Linked DNA regions of Homo sapiens: region 1 is linked to region 2. Evidence: chromatin contacts called from ENCODE Hi-C or POLR2A ChIA-PET data. All regions are on one chromosome and are shown on one strand. Each heading gives the region's core, a stretch centred on a gene start or an enhancer-like site at or near the end of the contact. The rest is flanking DNA. Distances are from core to core; before and after follow the strand shown. Region 1 holds the start of LIN9 (lin-9 DREAM MuvB core complex component). Region 2 holds the start of PYCR2 (pyrroline-5-carboxylate reductase 2).

Region 1 (5,196 bases), core at 1,752-4,251, 380 kb after region 2:
AAAAATACAAGAATTAGCCAGGTGTGGTGGCGGGCGCCTGTAAACCCAGCTACTCAGGAGGCCGAGGCAGGAGAATGGCTTGAACCCGGGAGGCGGAGGCTGCAGTGAGCTGAGATCGCACACTGCACTCCAGCCTAGGTGACACAGCAAGACTCTGTCTCAAAAAAAAAACAAAAGAAAAGAAAGAGAGGGAAGTGCCAAAGAAAATCTCTAGGTTTCTGCCCTGCCAGCTGAATGCACAGTGGAACCATTCGAATCACTAGAAGTATCTGTCCTGGGGTAGGACTGAGGTGGATTTTAAACCTGTGCAGTTTGAGGGGCCTTTGAAGCATCTAAGAAGAAATGTGAAACAGGCAAGAGATATCAAGAAAGGGAGCTCAGGAAAGATCTGGGCTGAAGATAGCCTTAATTTCCTTATATAAAATGTGAGCACTTACATCAACTGAAATGAAGATTAAATGAGCAAATACATGTAATATCCTTTGCATGGCATCTGGTTCATAGTAAATACTCAATAAATGGTAGCTTTCATTATTGATAATGTTATATCGACTCCTGAACAATATATTAGCTAGCCTCCTTGACTAAATGTGGCCAAAAAACATACTGCTATTTCCAGTATCAAATTGAAATCGCTTTTCCTTTTCAAGACCCTGCTCTAGTTTCAGTAATAATACCTGTTACTTTGCACTAATTCCATAAAAATTATTTATGTATACTTGATTTGTGGCACTGTATGACAAAGAAAGAAAGAAAATCCCTGGTTTCAACAAAGCTGAAGTCTACCTAAACAAGACATACGCTTCACAAATACACACCAATGCACCAGAGATGTCACAAAGTAATATAAATGATTAGGTTATATAATTTGAAAGTGGAGCTGGAATTTGAACCCTAATATAAATCCCAAGTCCCTACAAAGAACCACAGTAAATTCTCAATAAATGCTGGATGATATGAAGCAAATATTCCTAATGGCAGTTGTAAGAAAGCCACTTAAAATGCCTCTCATTACAACAGAATGACTACAGTAACCAAAACAGTAGCTCTAGTGATTGTGACATCCAAGAGGTGATAAGACATGTTTATGATAAAGATACCAAGGATGATGAAAAACATTTTCGGATGACAAGTACACTGTGCTTAGTAGGTCCACACTCATTTGGGAGCATTCTAAGTCACAATCAAGACCAGCTGCGGTGGCTCACGCCTGTAATCCCAGCACTTTGGGAGGCCGAGGCGGGTGGATCACCTGAGGTCGGGAGTTCGAGACCAGCCTGACCAACATGGAGAAACCCCCATCTCTACTAAAAATACAAAAAAATTAGGCAGGCGTGGTGGCACATGCCTGTAACCCCAGCTATTCGGGAGGCTGAGGTAGGAGAATCGCTTGAACCTGGGAGGCAGAGGTTGCAATGAGCCGAGATAGTACCATTGCACCCCAGCCTGGGCAATGAGTGAAACTCCATCTCAAAATAAATAAATAAATAAAATAAATCACAATCAATTGTATTCTACAAATAAACAGTACAGCTCATGACTGGTCAATAGCTGTGCCCTACCCAATACAGTGACTACTAGCTACATGTGACTATGCAAGTTAAAATTAAATAAAATTCAAAATTCAGTTCCTCCATCACTCTAGCCACATTTGAAATGTTCCATGGCTACATATGGCTAGTAGCTTGGCTGCCCTACTGGACATCACAAAAGAGAACAGTTCTATCATGGACAAAGTTCCTTGGGGACTTAGTGCTGCTCTCTATCAAATTTAAAACACAAACACTTTTAATACGACTTTTCACCAGCTTGGCAACTTGAATTTTTAACTTTATAACTTACTAAGAACACATGACCTCACAAAGAAAATGGAATCGGTAGTATGTTGAGTCCTCATTTTTAAGTCCATTTGCCTTGTGCATAGATAAGATTCAATAGTAATTGAGCCTTTCACAAATATGTATAAACTGAATAGTGAAAGTGGATTCAGGACTTTTTTTTGTAATTAAATAACATATTTGTCTTTTCATATAATTTATGCAATATTGTAAATTACAAAATTAAGTTCCATTGCCCTTAAACTATGGAATTGGTGCTTTTACTTACTCAACACAAGTGAGCATACATGTCTTAGATGTCAGGGTGAGTAAACATGGTTAGGGGAGGCAATGCCCTAGGGTGGGTGTCAGGCAGGGTACACGTACGCTGTGTTGGTCACATCCATGCATAAAGGTACCTTTATGGCTCTTAAGACACATATAGAATAAAGTCTGCGGGACGGGGTCTACCTGAACACTGAGTATCCGGGCTGGATGATCTCAGGAAAGGTCCACAGCCACCTGTGGTCCCAGGGGAAGGGGCCAACCCTCTGACACGGAAACACTTCCAGGGGTGGACACACCGGTGGGGGGGTGGGGAGGACAGTGAAGATCACAAGTGCCCGTAGAGGCAGGAGCTGTGACAGGACAAGATCAGAGGCTGGGGCAAGAAGAAGGGGCCGTGGACCACCCCGTGCCCAGCCCGAGCCCTCCCCCGGCCCCGGGACAGGCGAGTTACATAACCCCGGCGGGCGTCTCTCGGCGCCGGGCGAGTGGTGCAGGCGGCGAGGACAGCCCCCGCGCCCAGGGGCCGCTCTTCCCTCCACCTCGGCTGGGGGCCGGAGTGGCGCCAGGGGAGCAGCCACCGCCTCCGCCTGGCACAGGCTGGACTCCCGGGCTCTCGGTTTCCGGCCCTGGCGCTCACACAACCCCAGAAACCAACACACAGACACCATAACAAAGGCGGCGACGCGGCGGCAACACCGGAGTGGGAGGACTAGGGGACCACAGTGGGGCTGGCAGTCAGCCCACCTGCCCAGCGGAGGGCACGGCCGTCCGTCCCGGCCGGTGCAACCGCTGGGCAAGCAGCAGGCGGGAAAAGGGGGGGGTGCTTTGAGGTGCTACTCACTCTCGTCAGGCAACTGGTCGAGCTCCGCCATCTTGAACGAGCCGCGCCGCTTTTTCAAAGGCTGCCCGCCGCGGTGCATTGTGGGGCGGAGACTGTCTTTGCGAGGGAGGTTCGAATGCGGAGCTCGCTGCCCGCGGCGCCGCGCTGCGCTGCTCCCGCCGCGGCTGGCTGAGGCGGGCCCGGCTCCGCCCGCGCCTGCCCGGGGAGGAGGTGCCGCCGAAGGGGGGCCGCGCCTCGCCCCTCCGCCGCCGCCTCCGGCCGAGCCGGGCGGGAGGAAGGGAGGAAGGAGGCCGCACGGCGAGGCCCGGCGCCGGAGCGCGGGGGGAGCAGTACCAGCTCCGGAGTCCCGCCCGGGCCCCGCTCCCGGCGCATGTTCCGCGGCCCGCGCTGCAGCTGCGGGAACTGCAGGCTGTTTGTTCCGAGTGGAGAACGGGAGGGAGGCCCCGGCGGGGGGAAAGAAGCCCTCGGTTCTGGGTCGCATTGCCCGAGGGGGCTCTACGCAAAGTGAAATACTCACAGTTCCCGAAACCCACGTTGCTTGGGCGCCTCCGTCCCCTCACTTTTCCCGAGACCGCCGGCCGCAGCAGCCCCCTGCGCGTCGCGACGTCCGGGACTCGGTCCCAGCGGCCCCTCGCGATCCGGGCACGCCTTTCCCGAATGTTGGAAGCTGAGCTGCGTGCAGCCGGGGAGCGAGACCTTGAGAGGTCATGAAGTTGGTCATTTAGGCCGACAGCTAAAGAACTGTTCTGCTCAGCTGTTTCATCCATTCGACACTAGATCGTGCAGTGGGCTGGAAGAGAATTAGAAAACGAGTAACAGGAGGCTTCGAGAGGATACAGAAAGGAACAGTGACACTACAAGGTGATAAAGTACCTGATCCAAATGTTATGAGAATACTGGACGAGAATTGAACGAAATTGAAAGAAGCCCAAGGAAAAATTTCACAATATCTGTCTGTAACACTTTCCAGTAATAAAACACTGTTGCTTTTCAAAAATTCATTTAACGAATGTCATTGAGCTCCAATCCTTTTCTCCAGGAATTTATGGGGGTTGGAGGAATGAGACCGTTAAGCAGTCAAAAGACAACGTGGGTGAATTCCAGGAACTACAAAGTTAAAAGGCGGTAGACTAAGGTGACAGAGTGGTACACAGAGGCCCGCCCAGGCTAAGGAGTTGAACTTGCTTAGTCCACTGGAGCAGTGGAAAAGTCGGGTGTAAGAGGGGCACGTTTCTATTTGTGTTTTAGAACAAAAATATGGGAAATGGATTGGTGGGGGACAAGATGAGAGCCTAGAAACCAGTCAGGAAGAAGCTTATTTGGGGCATGCAAAGGACAGAAGAGAGATGCCTGCACTGGTAGCTAGAGAGGTGCAGCGGGTGGGCTCTGGAGCCCCAGGGCCTCGATGGGAAGAATCCAGATGGGCTGCTAGTTGTATAATCTCAGGCACGTTGGTTTCTTAACCGAATTCTCTGTGCCTCAGTTTCTTATCTGTAAAATGCAAATAACAGGGTTATTTTGAGGGCTAAACGATTTGATAGATGTAAGGACCTTATACTAGCTGCTAGCACCCATCAGCTAGCCACTATTACCACCATTACCACAGCATAGGCAGTATTAGAGAGAGGTGGCAGCATGCACTCCACCTTTCAAGACGTGGAAAATAAAGGATTGGGTGAGTCACTGGGTGTGAGGAGAAGGAAGTCTCATTGCTGATGCCAGCTCTGTGCCTTGGGTAACTGGGTGCTGCCATGCTAAGGTAGGAGGGAGAGCAGGGAGTGAGCAGGGAGGGTGAAAGTTCAATTTTACAAAGTAATCCTTCCTTCAGAGCTAGCTTAACCTCTCCTTTGCCTTCTAAACACACTCTGATCTGCTCCCTAAGAAGATTAAAACACTGGTCCTTGTTGTCAGCACCTAGGGGGTGCTTCAGCAGCTTGCACTTCAGTATCAATTTGGAGATGAGATCAAGAAAAGGTCAGCCCTTTAAGAATGGAAGAATAGAAATTAAAAAAACATGAGAGGTTACCAGAGTGGGAGAAGCAAAAGCTTTGTGAATGTCATGATAGTCAAGGTGTCATTAGACCAAGGCAAACCTGGTTTTATTCTGAGGCAGTTTTCATGTACACGCAACAACACAACTACTGTTTAAATCAATGTTTTTAGGCCCTTGCCTGATAATCTGCATTTTAAACAAAAACTTTGACTCTTCTCATAAATCCAAAGCCTGAAGCTGTATCCTAGCCCCAGATC
Region 2 (5,131 bases), core at 864-3,363:
CCCATTAGCTGCCATTCGTGGGTCAACCCTCCCCTCACACAAGGGGCATCAGGGCTGAGATGGGCACCTTCTCCACAGAGCTGATGGTGACACCAGCCGCACAGGAGACCACGATGTGTCTGGCTTGCACGTCGGCCCCAATCTCATCCAGGATGAAGGGGATGATATGTGGCTTCACAGCCAGAAACAGGACGTCGCTGTGCTTCACCGTCTCCTTGTTGCTGCGTGTCAGGTTCACACCCATCTTCTGCAAGAGGAGACTCCCAGCTCACAGTGCTGGAGCAGCCTGGCTATGCCAAGGCCTCCCAGGGAGCAGCTGAACCCCTGCCAAACCGATTCTGCCAGATGCAGCCTGGAATTCTTAGCTTTATGCCCTCAGGGTTCTACCCCTACCCCAAATAATACAGTTTCCCATTGTTGCTACTGGACAAGTAAGCACAGGCTTGGAGCATGACAAGCTTCTCCATGGTAACCAGGAAGTGGCTGCCCTTCTTCCCTGCCAATCTTCTGGTATCTAAGGCACTCCTCTGCCAGGTAAGAAGGCCCTATGGTGAAAGTGGCAGGGCAAAGGGAAATGCTAATACCTGGTCGTTAAAAGCACAGCTGAGTCAGGCCCTATCCTAACCCTGGCCGCTTGTTCGTGGGGACCGCACAGTCTCCATGTGGTCCAGGGCTAGGCTGGAAGCCATCCATCCCTCTATGACTCCAAACTGAGAAGCAGGACCCTCCAGTGCTAGGGACATCAGCCCACCCTAGGCACAGACACTGCCTGTCACCTGCCTCATCAGCCATCCTCTCCCACAGAGCACAGGTTTTGGGTGAAGACTTGGAATATGTTTTTGGAGAACAGAACAACTAACTCACCAGATTCTTCCCAATATGCTCATTCACGACTCAGAATAACAGCAAAGTGGCCACTGTTGTAAATGAGGAAATAGCCTCAAAGTGGCTGAGTACTTTAAGGTCATACAACTCGTCTATTAAGAAAAATGGCTGAGCGCAGTGGCTCACCCCTGTAATCCCAGCACTTTGGGAGGCCAAGGCGGGCAGATCACTTGAGGCCAGGAGTTCGAGACCAGCCTGGCCAACAGTATTCTCTACCAAAAATACAAAAATTAGCTGCGCGTGGTGGATGCCTGTAATTCCAGCTACTCGGGAGGCTGAGGTGGGAGGCTGAGGTGGGAGGCGGAGGTTACAGTGAGCTGAGATCGCGCCACTGCACTCCAGCTTGGGCGACAGAGTAAGACCCTGTCTGAAAAAAAATTTAAAAAATGAGTATTTATTAGGTACCTACTATGTGCCAGGTGCTTTCATCACATAATCACCTCAGTTAATCCTCTACCACTCCAGTGTCTGGATCTGACCCCCAGTTATGTCTCCCTGGGTGTTCCCACCACATTGAGCTGCCCAAGAGAAGGTGGAAAGATTGTCACGTTCCTGGAGTAAAGGTCACCGCCGGCCAAAGACCAGCACTTGGGCGCAGGGGCCGGCCAGACTCACTTCATCTCAGGTCATCCTTTTCCTGGGCCTCCACCCGCTTCCCACTCCGCCCGGCTCCACCTACCCTGAGCGCGGACACCGTGGGCAGGTTCATTTCTGGGGAGCTGGCTATTATCTTGTGAGCCGACAGGATGCCTGCAGAAGACAGAGCTTTTCAACTAGGGGTCGCGGCCCAGCCCGTTACCACGCTTTCCCTGGCTCTAAAACCCAGAGCCGTCCTAACAGTGCCAGTCTCCCTCTCCCCCTCAACCCTCTACGAGGACAGAAGACGCACTTGCTGCTCAACCAGAGTCTCATCTACCCCACCGGACGCAAACTCCCCTTTCATTCGCTCATGCTGGTGGGACGGAGGCCCCCTCGGGCCTCGGGACCGCCCGCGAAGCCGCCTCCCGCCTCCACGCGCTTGCCTGCGGCCGTGAAGCCCCGCGCCAGAGCATAGGCCAGCTGGCCGGCCCCGATGAAGCCCACGCTCATGGTCCGCGGTTCACGCCTCCTGGGAGCCGCACGAACCCCCTCAGCGAGGGACCGGAAGTAACGCTAGGGGAAGGGCGGACAGCGCAGGGGCGAACGGGCGGCGTGCCGAGGACCGGCGAGCTAACAGCAGCTTCTGGGATGGTGCAACCCTATTCTCCCCCGGCGGATATCTCCCGGGCGGCTGATGGCGCCTTAGGCCACGTGGCCCCGCCCCGTCCGGGCGACCAATCAGTGGCCAGGATCTCGGGGCAGGCCAATCCGCGGCCCGAGCCAGGCCGCGTGCCCGCCTCCTCCGCTCGCGACTGGAGGGCGGAACTCCGGGCTGGAGTCCCGGAAGCCCCTGTGGCAGCTTGGCGTGAGCTCCAGGCGCCCGCCGGCCCAGGACGCCCGGCCGCCCCCACCCCCCCCCCCCACCCCAAGGCTGAGGTCGCCGTCCCTAAGCCACCTCGGGCTCAGGGCTGAGGCCTGGCCCAGGCCTGGCTAATATTATTTCTGGCGCTGGCCATCAGATGCCCCTCAAGGCCCACAGGAATTCTCCAGGTTGCCGATTTGCGGGGATGAACGAGGCCCTCCTGGCGTAGGTTCAGACCAGGTGGCGGCGAGGTTCAGACCAGGTGGCGGCGAGGCGGCACCAGGGTGGTCAGCCGCGGCTTATTCACTTGAACTTGAGTGTTTCTCGCGAATTTGTCCAAACTAGATACAAGAAGGACAAGTTCGAGTCTCCGACTCTTCCGCGATCCCGCACCCCCCAGCCCCTTGCTGTCACTTGCCTTTTTTTTTTTGAGACGGAGTTTCACTCTTGTTGCCCAGGATGGAGTGCAGTGGCACGATCTCGGCTCACTGCAATCTCCGCCTCCCGGGTTCAAGCGATTCTCCTGCCTCAGCCTCCCCAGTAGCTGGGATTACAGGCGCCCGCTACCACGACCGGATAATTTTTGTATTTTTAGTAGAGACGGGGTTTCACCATGTTGTTCAGGCTGGTCTTCAACTCCTGACATCAGGTTATCCGCCCGCCTCGGCCTCCCAAAGTGCTGGGATTATAAGCGTGAGCCACCGCGCCCGACCTGTCTCTTGCTTTTAAAAGCTCCACCAATGTGATGTTTCCTTTTCTATCAGTAGTAAATATAAGGGGCCGCAGGGAACAAATGACAGAAGTAGAGAGGAAGAAGGTGGCGTTCCTAGAGGACTCAGAAGAGCTGAGGACCCTTAGTTCCCATGGTCTCTCTGCTAGCTTTTCTAGTCCTTTCCGTGTAATGCACACCCCCACTCCCAGGCAAGGGGCTGCTTTCTGTGAACTTCCCTGAGCAAGTCCCCAGGCCCTCAGTTTGTGCACCCTTTAAAGTGAGGACCAAATATAATATTTACTATTAAGCAAAATAATGCTATGTTTTATTTATTTATTTATTTATTTATTTATTGAGACAGAGTTTCGCTCTTGTTGCCCAGGCTGGAGTGCAATGGCACGATCTCGGCTCACTGCAACCTCCACCTCCCGGGTTCAAGCGATTCTCCTGCTTCAGCCTCCTGAGTAGCTGGGATTACAGGCATGCGCCACCACGCCCGGCTAATTTTTTGTATTTTTAGTAGAGACAGGGTTTCTCCATGTTGGTCAGGCTGATCTTGAACTCCCGACCTGAGGTGATCTGCCTGTCTCAGCCTCCCAAAGTGCTGGGATTACAGGCGTGAGCCACAGCACCTGGCCTCTGTATTTTTTAAATTCGAAAAGTAATACAGACATATTGAAGAAAGTTTGGAGATAAAAGTAAAAATAAAATCATCCACATCATACTTCCCAAAGATAGTTTCTTACAAACATTTTTGGTGTATTTCCTTACACTATCATGTCCTATGCATATCTACTTTCTCCATCATTGGAAATAAATGATGTACATGTAGTTTTGAAATTTCTCTAGTAGACATGAGCATTTTCCAATGTCACTGAAAAGTTATTTAAGACAGTTTTAATGACTACTTATTATATGTATGTACCTTACTGATTTAACCATTCAAAGGTCAATGTTAGGTTTATTGATTTATATAATAGATAACTTACTGAGCCAGGTTCTGGGAGTATAGCTATGAACAAAACAGACAAGTTCCTGTCCTCATAAAACATCAATTTATTATTATTTCTTATTTTTATTTATTTATTTATTTTTGAGACGGAGTCTTTGTTACCCAGGCTGGAGTGAAGTGGCATGATCTCGGCTCACTGCAACCTCCATCTCCCGGGTTCAAGCGATTCTCCTGTCTCAGCCTTCCGAGTACCTGGGATTACAGGCATGTGTCACCACGCCTGGCCAATTTTTGTATTTTTAGTAGAGATGGGGTTTCACCATGTTGGCCAGGCTGGTCTCCAACTCCTGACCTCAGGTGATCCACCCGCCTCAGCCTCCCAAAGTGCTGGGATCACAGACATGAGCCACCACTCCTGGCCTTCAATTTTTTAAATTTTTGTTCATATTATTGTGATAAAATCTTTGCCTGACTCATTATTTTCTTAACATGACTCCCAGAAGTGAGATTTGTAAGGTCCAGTGGTTTGGGGCTTTAAGAGCTCCCATAGCTGCCATGTTGCAGCATAGCCTAATGGTTACCAGCGTAAAGCTCTGAAACCAGAAACCCAGCAGAAACCAAACTGGCTGAAGGAAAAGGGGGGCTTCTGTACAGCGCTTGGGAGAGGCACAGGGGAGCTCACAGACCAGAAGGGGCACCTACAGAGAGCAGGACCTCAGGAATGGAACTAGAACACTGCGCTGCCAGCACTTCCCCTCTTCTCTTTGTCTCATTTCTGTTTGCCTGCATTTGGCCTCCCTTTTGTTGTAGAGGAGTCTTTGTCAGGTAGTGAGGAAGTTGGGGGTTTACCCTCCTTCACAACTTCCTAATGCTGCCTGCTCCTCTGCAGGATACTCACCCTCCCCATAGTCCACCAGGGCACTGCAGGGCCCTTTGCTTTTCCTGGCTGTGGTCTGTTGTGGGGAGCTCTGGATCTGACCTGCAATACAGGAGGTTGTGCTGAAGCTGAATGTGTGTTTTGGAGTGAGGTGTGGGGGACACTTGTGTCTCACTCCTTTCTGACCCCTTACATACACCCATCCCTTACCTGGTTGCCTTGCGTTGATATCTCCCGTTTCCGCTTCCGGGAGCCAGGGTGAAA

What was found. A loop is a pair of places that touch in the nucleus more often than their neighbours do. ChIA-PET counts read pairs that join two places held with the same protein, here RNA polymerase II (POLR2A). Pooled maps may share reads with other maps.
Region 1: a pooled map shows a loop between it and region 2 (5-fold over the local background). The contact joins the promoter of LIN9 here to the promoter of PYCR2 in region 2. A Hi-C loop is called at or near these places in 6 of 50 pooled maps. POLR2A ChIA-PET finds 5 or more read pairs at or near these places in 2 of 52 experiments (Caco-2 and HEK293).

The regions. Positions count from the first base shown.
Region 1 is chr1:226,306,163-226,311,358 of GRCh38, forward strand. It overlaps LIN9 (lin-9 DREAM MuvB core complex component), which reads right to left and starts at 3,002. Exons shown (of 15, transcript NM_001366245.2): 1 at 2,947-3,002. The coding sequence starts at 2,977. RefSeq lists an enhancer at 2,135-2,901 and silencers at 2,455-2,684, 3,105-3,354.
Region 2 is chr1:225,922,137-225,927,267 of GRCh38, forward strand. It overlaps PYCR2 (pyrroline-5-carboxylate reductase 2), which reads right to left and starts at 2,114. Exons shown (of 7, transcript NM_013328.4): 1 at 1,908-2,114; 2 at 1,565-1,635; 3 at 68-247. The coding sequence starts at 1,974. MIR6741 (microRNA 6741) reads right to left here and starts at 6; the gene lies at 1-6. RefSeq lists silencers at 1,711-1,840, 2,151-2,240, 2,381-2,460 and an enhancer at 2,011-2,660.